Regions from separate parts of the Mus musculus genome. Here region 2 is linked to region 1. A link is a loop called in an ENCODE intact Hi-C map of the cell type or tissue named here. Cell type or tissue: gastrocnemius. All regions are shown on one strand.

What was found. Hi-C counts contacts between places; a loop is a spot of excess contacts. Peaks named below come from ENCODE experiments on the same cell type or tissue, not always from the same donor. Only the 100,000 strongest peaks of a DNase experiment are listed, where the experiment ranks them.
Region 2: a loop joins it to region 1, with 6 times the contacts of the local background. A loop is called at or near these places in 1 of 42 quality-filtered maps.

Annotation. Positions count from the first base shown.
Region 1 is chr10:75,048,531-75,053,530 of GRCm38, forward strand. It overlaps Rab36 (RAB36, member RAS oncogene family), which reads left to right. Exons shown (of 10, transcript NM_001359272.1): 6 at 1,366-1,417; 7 at 2,108-2,189; 8 at 2,460-2,550; 9 at 3,388-3,513; 10 at 3,941-5,000. The coding sequence ends at 3,999. Gm51773 (a long non-coding RNA gene) reads right to left here and starts at 4,487. Exons shown (of 2, transcript XR_003948910.1): 1 at 4,399-4,487; 2 at 1,712-3,005. In gastrocnemius, no CTCF peak of the experiment used is centred here; DNase peaks (open chromatin) are centred at 364, 2,803, 3,008 and 4,829.
Region 2 is chr10:74,976,940-74,981,939 of GRCm38, forward strand. The region is part of intron 4 of Rsph14 (radial spoke head homolog 14 (Chlamydomonas)); the gene reads right to left. It overlaps Gnaz (guanine nucleotide binding protein, alpha z subunit), which reads left to right. Exons shown (of 4, transcript NM_010311.4): 2 at 1,852-1,917. Among named protein-coding and RNA genes, the nearest start is that of Gnaz, 12 kb to the left of the region's middle. In gastrocnemius, no CTCF peak of the experiment used is centred here; no DNase peak of the experiment used is centred here.

The sequences.
Region 1 (5,000 bases):
CCTGGAGCTCCCAACCTATGTCACCTGCACAAATACTACTTCTCTGTCCTCCAGGAGCCTCTTGGATAGCCCTGCAGCCAGCGCTTAGGAATGAAGAAGCCACCCAGGACTCTAGACCCTAGCTGTCTTTGACAGTCGCACCCTTAGAGGGTATCTGAAGTATCAGGTGCAGACTGCCTCAGGCCCCCCCCCCCCCAGTTTACAGCTCAGAAAAGAGCATTCTTGTTTAAGGGTCCCAGAATAAGAAAGATGACATCGTATTCCAGGTGACAAGGAAGAGAGGCTTTTCCTGTCTTCTCCAGAGAAGGGGTGACAGGTGGGCCCAGCAGGATTGGCAGGTCCCGGTATAGGTGCCTCCGTGCCCACTGCCAACATAGCCAGGGGCAGCTGGGGGCTGAGCAGGGCCCAAAGTCAGCAGAGATGGCAACGTAAAGTCCCCAGGGAGGAGACAGAAATAGAAGACAGTAGAGGGTGGAAAACCAACCATCAATTGCATCCCAAATCGGTCTCACGGGATAGGCATGGTTCTGTCTTCTTGGCGTTGGTGTGAGAATCACTGTGGTTTCATCCCAGTGTAAAGAAGGGAGAACAGGAGACGAGCAGTGTGGGGAGCCTCCAGCACGGCCCAGTCCACTGTGGCCTCCTCTAGCCATTGCCCCTCCTAACCTTTCTCCCTGAGAGGCTGCTGCTAGCAGTGTGAGGTGCCTGCCATGCCTCGTAAACAGTACTCGCCATGCCTACCACCACCCTGATTATAATCAGCCAAAGCACAGAGGAAGTCCTTGTCCTGCCTGCTCGTATGCACAGTAGGGCAGCAGAGAACAGGGCTCTGCCTGGACCATCGTGCTGAGTGGCCTTCCCCTTGGAAATTTCAGGCAGACCGTATGATGGAAGAGCTGGCCACAGAGATGCCGTACAGGTCCCTGCCCACGTAGCTCTACAAAAGCCATTTCTGTTAACTGGTTGTTCCTGATCCCCATCCTTTAGTGAAAAGTCTACCTAGGGTCAAAACGGTATACCCCCCGACAGCTGGGGTATCATTCTCACCGATGTGCAGACAGAGAAGCAGATTCTCTGTAGTTACAGCCCTCACCAAGCCCACTGGGCCACAAGTAGCAGAGGATCTCTTGCCAAGAGTCTAATGCTTCGGGCCTTTCTCTGTTACCCCACCCTGACCCCCAGGTTTGGAGGGTTTGGAGGGGTCAGGTGAAAAGGCAGATCCAAGGGGTGACCCCAGGGTGACTCCTCCCTAGTCCCCACAGTGGGCCACCCCAGTAGTACCTAATGATCTTGGGAGATACTTAGGGGAGCCTTCCCCCAGCACACCTGTTGCTGATTGGCTGTTGGGTTTCCCTGTGTGTCCAGTGATCATCACAGCCTTTGACCTCACTGACGTGCAGACTCTGGAACATACCAGGCAAGTAACCCCAGATCCTACTCCCTCCCTCCGTGCGTCAGAGAGTCACAAAGCTACCCAGAAGGGCTCCCAAACCTTAGTCTCAGGGCTGGACCCAGAATGCCGGGCACTTTAGCCCTAGCCAGTTCCCCACTCAGCCCTAAAGACGTGTCCTCATCTGCTGCCCGGGGCCTTAAGCTGACAGGCCACAGTTGGCAATGATATCCCATTGCCACCATATTGGAAATCTTAATTTTGCACAAGGGCCCCTCCGTTCCCTTTTATATTGGTCCCTAATAATGTTCTAGCTAGTCCTCCCTGACAGAATTTTTTTTACTCGCTGTATTGGGCAGAGATGTGGGCAATATGACCAATTTCAGAGGGCTATCATCTGCCAGCCATAATCCACCTAATGGACCAAAGTCCCTCCCCACTCTTTTTGCCTGGGCCATTCACATCAGAGTTCTCCAGGCCCTATGAAAGAGACAGGAAAGGTTTTTCTAGCAGATAACAACAGGGGTCCCCCAGGTCTCACAGTAGGAGTCTTCACCTCTCCCAAACCAGTGCCTTTGTAATTCCAGCTCCTTCTGGTCCCACGGAGGCCCTCTGACTCCAGCCCCAGCGTCCCAGCCAAGTCAGTGTAGGTCAGGGTACCATCCCTGTTCCTCCTGGCTACGTGCAAGTCTCTTGTTTCCCCTCTGTGCACTCCAGGCAGTGGCTGGAGGACGTGCTGAGGGAGAATGAGGCAGGCTCCTGCTTCATCTTCCTCGTGGGAACCAAGAAGGATCTCCTGGTAAGCAGAGTGGAGCTGGAGGCCCAACCCTGACTGGCTTTCCAGAAAATCATTGTGTTTGCAGCCAACTCGAGGGACACCGAATGATACTGACATGCTTTCTGTTGAACTTCACTCACTTCTCTGGGCAGCATCCCTGCCCTGGGATACCCCACCACATCCACTTGCTTGGGGTGACTCGAGAAGCAGGGGTGGGGAGAGGAGGCCACCCTAGGGCATCCCCTGTAAAGAGGGCCAAGATACCCGGTCAGCCAGGGCCGTTTCTTCCAGTCGGGGGCAGCGTGCGAGCAAGCGGAAGCTGAGGCTGTGCATCTGGCCAATGAGATGCAGGCAGAGTACTGGTCTGTGTCAGCTAAGACGGGTGAGTAGTGTACCCCACGTGGACCTATTTCTGAAAGACTGCCGGGCGCAGAAATACAAAGAGCAAAGCTGGAAATCCAACCTCTGGGAGTGAAAGGCAGGCAGTGCCTGGCTCAGGAGAGATTCCGAGGCTGTGGGAACTCGGAAATGGGGCCAGCAGTCCTCCCATCAGGTACATGGAGACAGTGTGTATCTGGCCAAGGACTAGGCATGAATTGAAACCGGAGATGGCACCCCCAGGCCACCACAAATAGCTGGCAGGCAGTGCCTGTGCCTGGGGCCCTCTGCTGCTTCCCCTATCCATCTACACTATAGCACCCACCCTCCTTGATGACAGGAACAGGTAGGTTCACTGAGGTCCCATGGTGAGGAAAGTAGGGTTCCACAGCACAGTTCCACAGGTCATTAGTTACACACGGGCGATGGTCACGCGATGGTCATGTCGGCTCCCGAGACCTGGAGGAGGGTGCACACAGATTCCGTGAAAGGGCCAACAGTGCGTGGGTGGCACACAGAGAGAAGGCACACATCCAAGCCCTGCTTGTCCCCAGTCATGCAAGGGTTGAGGAGCAACTGATCAAGAGGGTGGGTGCTAGGAAAGGAAGGCTCAGAGCTTTGAGGGAGTAGTCTGGGGTTGGGTGGGGACCATTATCCACTGGGAAGCCAGATTGCCACCCTGAGCTCTGTTGCTGCTCGACCATGAATGGACTGGTAACTGTGACTGCCAGGGGTTCTCTGATAAGCAGCATGGCAACTGGCCTTAGGGTGGGCTGACCCGGCACTTGTCCATCACGCATGTGCGGGCAGCCTGAGTCATAACCGTGCTGTGGGCCCCCAGGAGAGAATGTGAAGGCATTCTTCAGCCGCGTCGCCGCCCTAGCCTTTGAACAGTCTGTACTTCAGGACCTAGAGAAGAGGCCCAGCACCCAGTCCCAGGTCGGAGATGGAGATGGAGACCTAATACGTGCGTACCGGGAGGGCTGGGTGGGGCTGAGGAGCAGGATAGGAACCAGAAGGCCACACCCACCATCCTTAACTTGCCACTTTTGCTGTCCTCTTGGGACCTTTGGGCTGACAGCCGTATCTCAGGGCAACAGCTTCTATGACCCCCACCTACCAGCTCAGGCACCTGCCCCGGCCCCCCTTCTCTCCACACAGGCTCCTGTCGGGTCAGGCTTAGGCTCCTGTTTTTCAGGTGTGTCTTGCCTCCAGCTTACCTGAATGCCACACTCCCAAGTATCCCCTGGGTCTTTCCCACGCCAGGCCATCTCGACCTCAGAGGACAGGCCCAGGGGACTAAATTGAGGGTTCCAGATATTAGGGTGGAATAGTCCTTACCTAATGTCAGCTGTAGGACTCCTGGTTGATGGCATCTGTCCCTGCCTTGGCAGGAATAGAGGTACCCAAAACCCAGGAGAACAAGAGGCCGCCCGGCCTAGGCTGCTGTTAACCGTGGCCAGAATCAGAGCCATCTACAGGATGACTGGAGCCCAGGCTCTACAGCGGATATGCCTTCAAGCTGGAGAAGCCTCGTGTCTTCAGAGCCCAGCCATTTTGCTTTAGCCGGTCAGCAGCCACTGGCTGCTGAAGCCCCATACTGCCCGGTTGGTTGATGGGTGCCAGCATGAGCCTTCCCTATAGGGTCTTCAGATGGTTGTTGTGTTCTTAAGAGGCCTCAAGACTGCAAACTCGGGACACCTCAGGGCTAGCCCACACCCCTTACCCAATCATACCAACAGCTGTGGAGCCCTTTCCTGGCGGAGCCTCTGGGGTCTCTGAACCCTCATCTCCATGTTCCAAGCACCGAGACTTGTCAGAGGAAGCGAGTAAAACTAAAATGCTCTCCCACCTGGAGTTCTCTGTCATCACGAAGGCATGGAGTTCTAGGCCTTTCAGCTTCAAACCTGGCTCTCCCAGGACTCTGGAGCTCCATCCACTGCTAAGCACAATGGACAAAGTCCGTTTGGCCCCTCTGGCAGAGTCCCGCCCCCATCTCTGAGATTCCCGTGGTTCTGCTATTAGTGGGTCAGAAGGTGGACCTCTGGCTCATCACTGTGACCATCCGAGGGATGGAGATTGCATGGTGACCTTTGGAGCCTCACGAGAGGAATCACTGTGACCATGCTGAGAGATGACAATGCCTGGTGTCCCTTTGGCAACTCATTCCGCATCCCTGAGCCTGATACTGTCCTGTGTTTTACCTATGGCCATCCCTGCTGGCCTACCGTGTGTCTGTCCAGCTGGCCTGTGTGTCTCTCGGGACCTTGGCATTGGGCCACCTATCTCTGGAGGACTTGGGACACGCAGAATCTAGCATGCCTAGCTCCTTTCTGCACATCCGCAGGAGCACTGCGCCCTATGTGGCCCAGGGTCTTCCCAATCCCCTCTCCTACTCTGTATTCCTGTAGCTCTGGGTCCAGACCCACATACCCATCTTTCTCCTGCCATAAG
Region 2 (5,000 bases), 72 kb before region 1:
GACAGAGTTAGAGGATAACGGAAGGACCCAGCCTGGCCCAAGATGCTCCCATGAGACAGGGAGTGAAGGGCAAGAATCCCGAATGTGAGTGTGCCATGCACGCCTTGGTGTCCCTGGGACCTCTTGTTCACATGGGTGTTTGCAGCAGGGCCGTGGGGCCTCCTCTCTTGGGAATGCCTGTGGTGATCTTCCTCAAAGTGGGCAGCAGCTCTCCCTCCTGGTGAACAGGCTCTTCTCCCTCCTAGGGTCCCCGTGGGGTAAGCCCAGTATTCTCTCATGGCTAGACCTTACAGTGCCTCGCTTCTTCCTTGATCCTATCCTGAGTACTCACCCCACTCCCCCCAGAGATTCTCCTGGGTGTTCTCCTTCCAATGGTCATGGTGGAAGGACACTCAGCTCAGCCTCTACCTCTTATTTGGTTTGGTTTGGTTTGGTTTTTGAGACAGGGTTTCTCTGTGTAGCTCTGGCTGTCTTGGAACTCGCTTTATAAACCAGGCTCAAAGATCCATCCTCGTCTGCCTCCCAGTGCTGGGATTAAAGGCGTGCTCCACCATCACCCAGCTACCCTCTTCTTCTTAAGGATCTTCCAAGATTGTTATTTATCAGTGTTCAGGGGTAACCAGAGTTGCAGACTCTCATAGGAGCAATCTGTCGATCTGTTGCTGCCCCAAGAACAGATACAAGGGCACCAGGCTGCTGGCCTTAGGCAGATCTCAGCACTGACTAAATGCACATTTCTGGGCCCTTCTCAGACCTGAGGATCATCGCAGGATATACAGCAGGACCACACCATCTGTGTGAGCTGAATCAAAACAGGGGTGTAAACTTAGGCGGGTCCAGAAGAGGGCTGCGAGACGGAGCAAGGAGTGGAGGGGAACAGGTGGATAAGGGGGTGCTTTTCACCTTCCAAACAGCAAAGAGGAGGAAGGGGCCTTCGCAAAGAACCAGGACTCAAGAACTCATCTGGAGACATTTGGGGAGCCGGTGAGATGATGGGTGTCTTGCAAAAAGGCAAGGGCAGGAATCTGCAGAGGGCCAGTACAGTGGCATCTGGCTCTGTACCTGGCTCAGCGACCCAACCAGACAGACCAGCAGTCAACCTTCTCCGGGCCACAGTCCCCCGAGGCAGCACACCATTTAATGTGACTCTCATTAATGGCCCTACCTCTCAGCTGCCTTTTTTTTTTCCTCCTCCATAGGTCAAATTCTTCATTTTTATCTCTTCAGTCCTGGCCAAATTTTCTTCTGAGTCAGTGCTCTGGGGTGAAGCTCTCACCTCTTGTCTGGTCAGCCTCGGTGGCCATGGGCCAGAAGATGACACATGTGGCTGGCCAGAGTCACAGAGATACACAGGAAAGGGCCTCTCTGCTAGTCTCATGTCACCTTCCTTTAGCAGTAGGATGCTAATAGGCTGTCTTCACCTGCTCTGCTGGAGCGGAGCCATGGGTTGGGTTAGGGACCGTCTGGGGGAGCAGGCACTGGATGCATACTCCTGTACTTCCTATTATCTACCTGGGCCCTAGCCTCAAAACAGAGAGAATAGAGCATGAGACAGGAGAGAAGGAGAGGGGTCAGAGAGCAGGGGAAGGGGGGAGAGGGGGGATGAGCAAGCTTGGAGGAGCCAAGAAGGGAAACCTACTGGTGGTTTGCAAGTCAGGAAGGTTATATGGCAAAGCTAACCTAGTGGCCTGGGCCCTAGTGACTTTTGAGTGGTTGAAAAAACAAAAACAAACCAAAAACAAAATCAAACAAACAAAAAAGAAAAACCAAAAACAAAAAAAAAACCCAAAAAAACCAACAAACAGTCATGTTTTCTTAGCCAAATCAGTAATGTCCTGCATATTCTGTCAGTTTCAGGCATTTGCAGGGCTGATGAGGAGTGAAATGCAAAGTCCTTCGCAAGCCTTATGAAAACTGGTAAGCAGAACCCCTCCTTTCCCACTCTGACAATCCAGTCCGTTCCCTGGGGATAAGGGAGTTCTCCGCTCTCTCCGTAAAGCACATCCCGCAGGCCTTGTGTTCGCGGTGGCTCCCGGGACAGTAGGTAGTCCCTGCAGCAATGCCCGCCCCGGCGCTTGCTCTCCCTCCCAGCTGCGAGTCAGCTGTGTTCATCCCAAGTGCCATCCATACTATGATGACATCCTTGAATATTCCGTAAACGGGTAGGGGTGGGTGTCAAGGGGGCTTCTGTAGAAACCACAGCAGCCGGTAAAACCTCAAAAGCTGGGTGTAGCTTGGTCTGGTGTGGGTAGAGTTTGTTTGGGCACAGGGAGCTACTTTCTCACCACACTGGTGCTGGGGAAAGTAAGCTGGGTGTCACTGTAAGCACGGTGTGGTTAGGCAAGGATGTTCCCGGCAGCTGCGGGACGTTGAGCCTGAGCCTGTCCTCCTGGGACTTACTTCTGTCTGTGACTGACAAGGAGGCGTTTAAAGTGCTCCAACTCCGTTCCTTTGCTCCCTTCTGTAAATCGGCGTCTCATTAAAGCAGCAAGCCAACAGCCCCATCTCTGATAGCAGTGTGCAGTGATTAATGGGTATCAGAAATGCATCTGTAATAATTTATTACATTTAGAGTTGGTCTCCGTTTCTGGTGGGTTTGCTTGTTTGTTTGCATAGGGGAGATCCTTCTACTTGAGATGTGTGACCCATGATCTACAGCAGGCACGAAGTCACAGAGACAGAGGGGGTGGTGGTGGGTACGACAGGGTGAGCTGCTTGGGGATAATATATGTGAGTTTCCATGAAAGGCCAACCTGAAAACCCATTTCTCTGAGACAGGAGAGACAAAGGATTCGTGAAAGTCGCCAGGCTCCGTAGGAGAGTCTGGGAGCAAGCTAAAGGGAAGAGATGGCTCTGGCATGGAAACTGAGAGAGGAAGGTCTGGGAACCAGTAAGAGAAGTGCTTAGGCAAGGAAGGACCAGGAGGAGAGAATGGTATAGGATGGGGACAGAGGATGCAGGTCTAGGGCCCAGGGACTAACAAGAGTACGGAATGAAGGCTGGAACAGAGACCAGGAGGAAGAGACTAGTGAAGGGCCAGAGAATCAGGAAGGGAGAACTTGTTGGTCTGAGAGCCAGAAACCAGGGAGAGGAGTACATGGGGTTGAAGAACAGCCCATTGTGGAGTGTGTGGTAAGCACATAGCTGCGTCAGGCAGGGAGGGCTGGACCGTGGGAGAGAGGGCAGAGGCTTCAGGAGGACGACTTTGCCCCACACAGAAGAAAGAGCTAGAAACTTTAAGTTTGGGGTCTTTGTTGGACAGGCCTCCCATTCAGAAAGGACAGGCGAGACGTCCATCTAAAGAGGAATATAGAAAGCAGGAGCCGAAAAGTCGGGAACACAGAAAGAGGGACCCTGGAATCTCACCAGAATCAGGTCCCAGTCAACTCAGGAGTGTCCGAGGGCCAGCGGAGACCTCAGGGCTTGAGGTCCCTACGACTGTCAGTGTTTGATCCCTCCACCACAGACTCCTAAGCGAGGTCACCTTAGGTAATGCACTCCAAAGAAAGCCCTGGGAAGCTTCGAGCTCTGTGCAAACATCTTTTGGTATTGGTCCATCTATCCATCCATCTGCTCTGCAAATCTTTTCACAGAGCACCTGCTTTGAAGGAAGTAGAACTGGCAGCTGGGGGGCAGGGGGATGGGGACAGAGCAGTAGCCCAGACAAGCCCACAGTGGGGGGATCTCAGGGAAGGCAACACACATAGTAGAGTTGGGGAAGGGGTTCCTGGGAGGGCCAGTCTGCCCTTTCTTCTTGGGGCAAGGTCCAGTACTACCATGGAGCTAGCCTCATGCACACTTTCCAAAGGGGTCTGAAAAATGTCACATGTGTTAGGCACTGTGGGCCTGAAGGGTGAGAAATAGAACCAGGAAGGTGGAACTAGAGGTTTTCTGTAGGGTAATGGGAAGGAAGAGGTGGTTTGTACAGGCCCCTTCCCATGAGGGTATTTCCTTGGAGGAAATACCTGCTCTGTCTTTGTTCAGTGCCACTGGCATTAAAGCAAACAGAGGTTTTTATCTCCTTGGGAAGATGTGGCTTTTCAGTCCCAGAATACATGTCATATCAAAAGCCTAAATGAACTAGGGGACCTTTCCCGCAGTCAGTCCACACTGGGTGAGGGGAAAGGCACAGAGGAAGCCAGGGTAGGGTTTGTGTGCACGTGGCCCTATACCACTCACTCACCATGGGGTACTGAGCCTTGAGAGCTGCCCTTAACCCTAAGGCTCCATGAGGACTGAATAGCCACTGTTCATAAAGGACGTTTCAGCTGGAAACATGCACCCCGTCACCCAGTTGAAAGTAGGTTCTGCTCTGACTTCGCTTGCTCCAGCCTTCCCAAGGTGGCGTCCATCCGGCACCTAACGCTATAATGTGGTGGGGCCGTGATGCAGAAGTGCCTCCTCTACCCAGGAAAACCGCTGCTCTGGGAGCCTGGCGACACCTGTGGTGTCCCATATGGCATCCATTCCTGCCACAGTCCTCCCCCAAAACACTCAACACATCCACCACAGTTTCCTGCCTGTGGTGCTAGCCTCCTCAAGAGCCCTAACCCTTCAGAGGGCCGCTCCCAGACTTTGAACCCTGCCCCAGCGTATGGGTATAATCTCCCAGTCGCCAACAGTCCCCTGTTGCCGTGAGGTCAGCTCTGAATGTGTCTTCAGCTGTTCTTCACTAGTCTCTGTTCTACGTCCTTCCTTGTGTCCCTTCTGCCACAGTGCGTCAAGAATGGTCTGGTTATCTTCTAACCATATCATGAGCTACTTGGTACAGAAATGGAGCCCAGTCAACCCCTTGTCCCCCTGCTTGGAGCAGAGCAAAACACGGGCCCAAGTCTGAGAGGGCATAGAGGACTTGTTGATCCACTGGCCACATGGATCAGAGTTGAGACTAAGCCTGAAGCGCAGATGCAGATCTAAGATGCTGAGCAAAAGAGCAGAGGATATATCACTAACCACGCCAGTGCAGCTCAGCAGAGAAGTGGGAATGAGGAGTCCTCTGG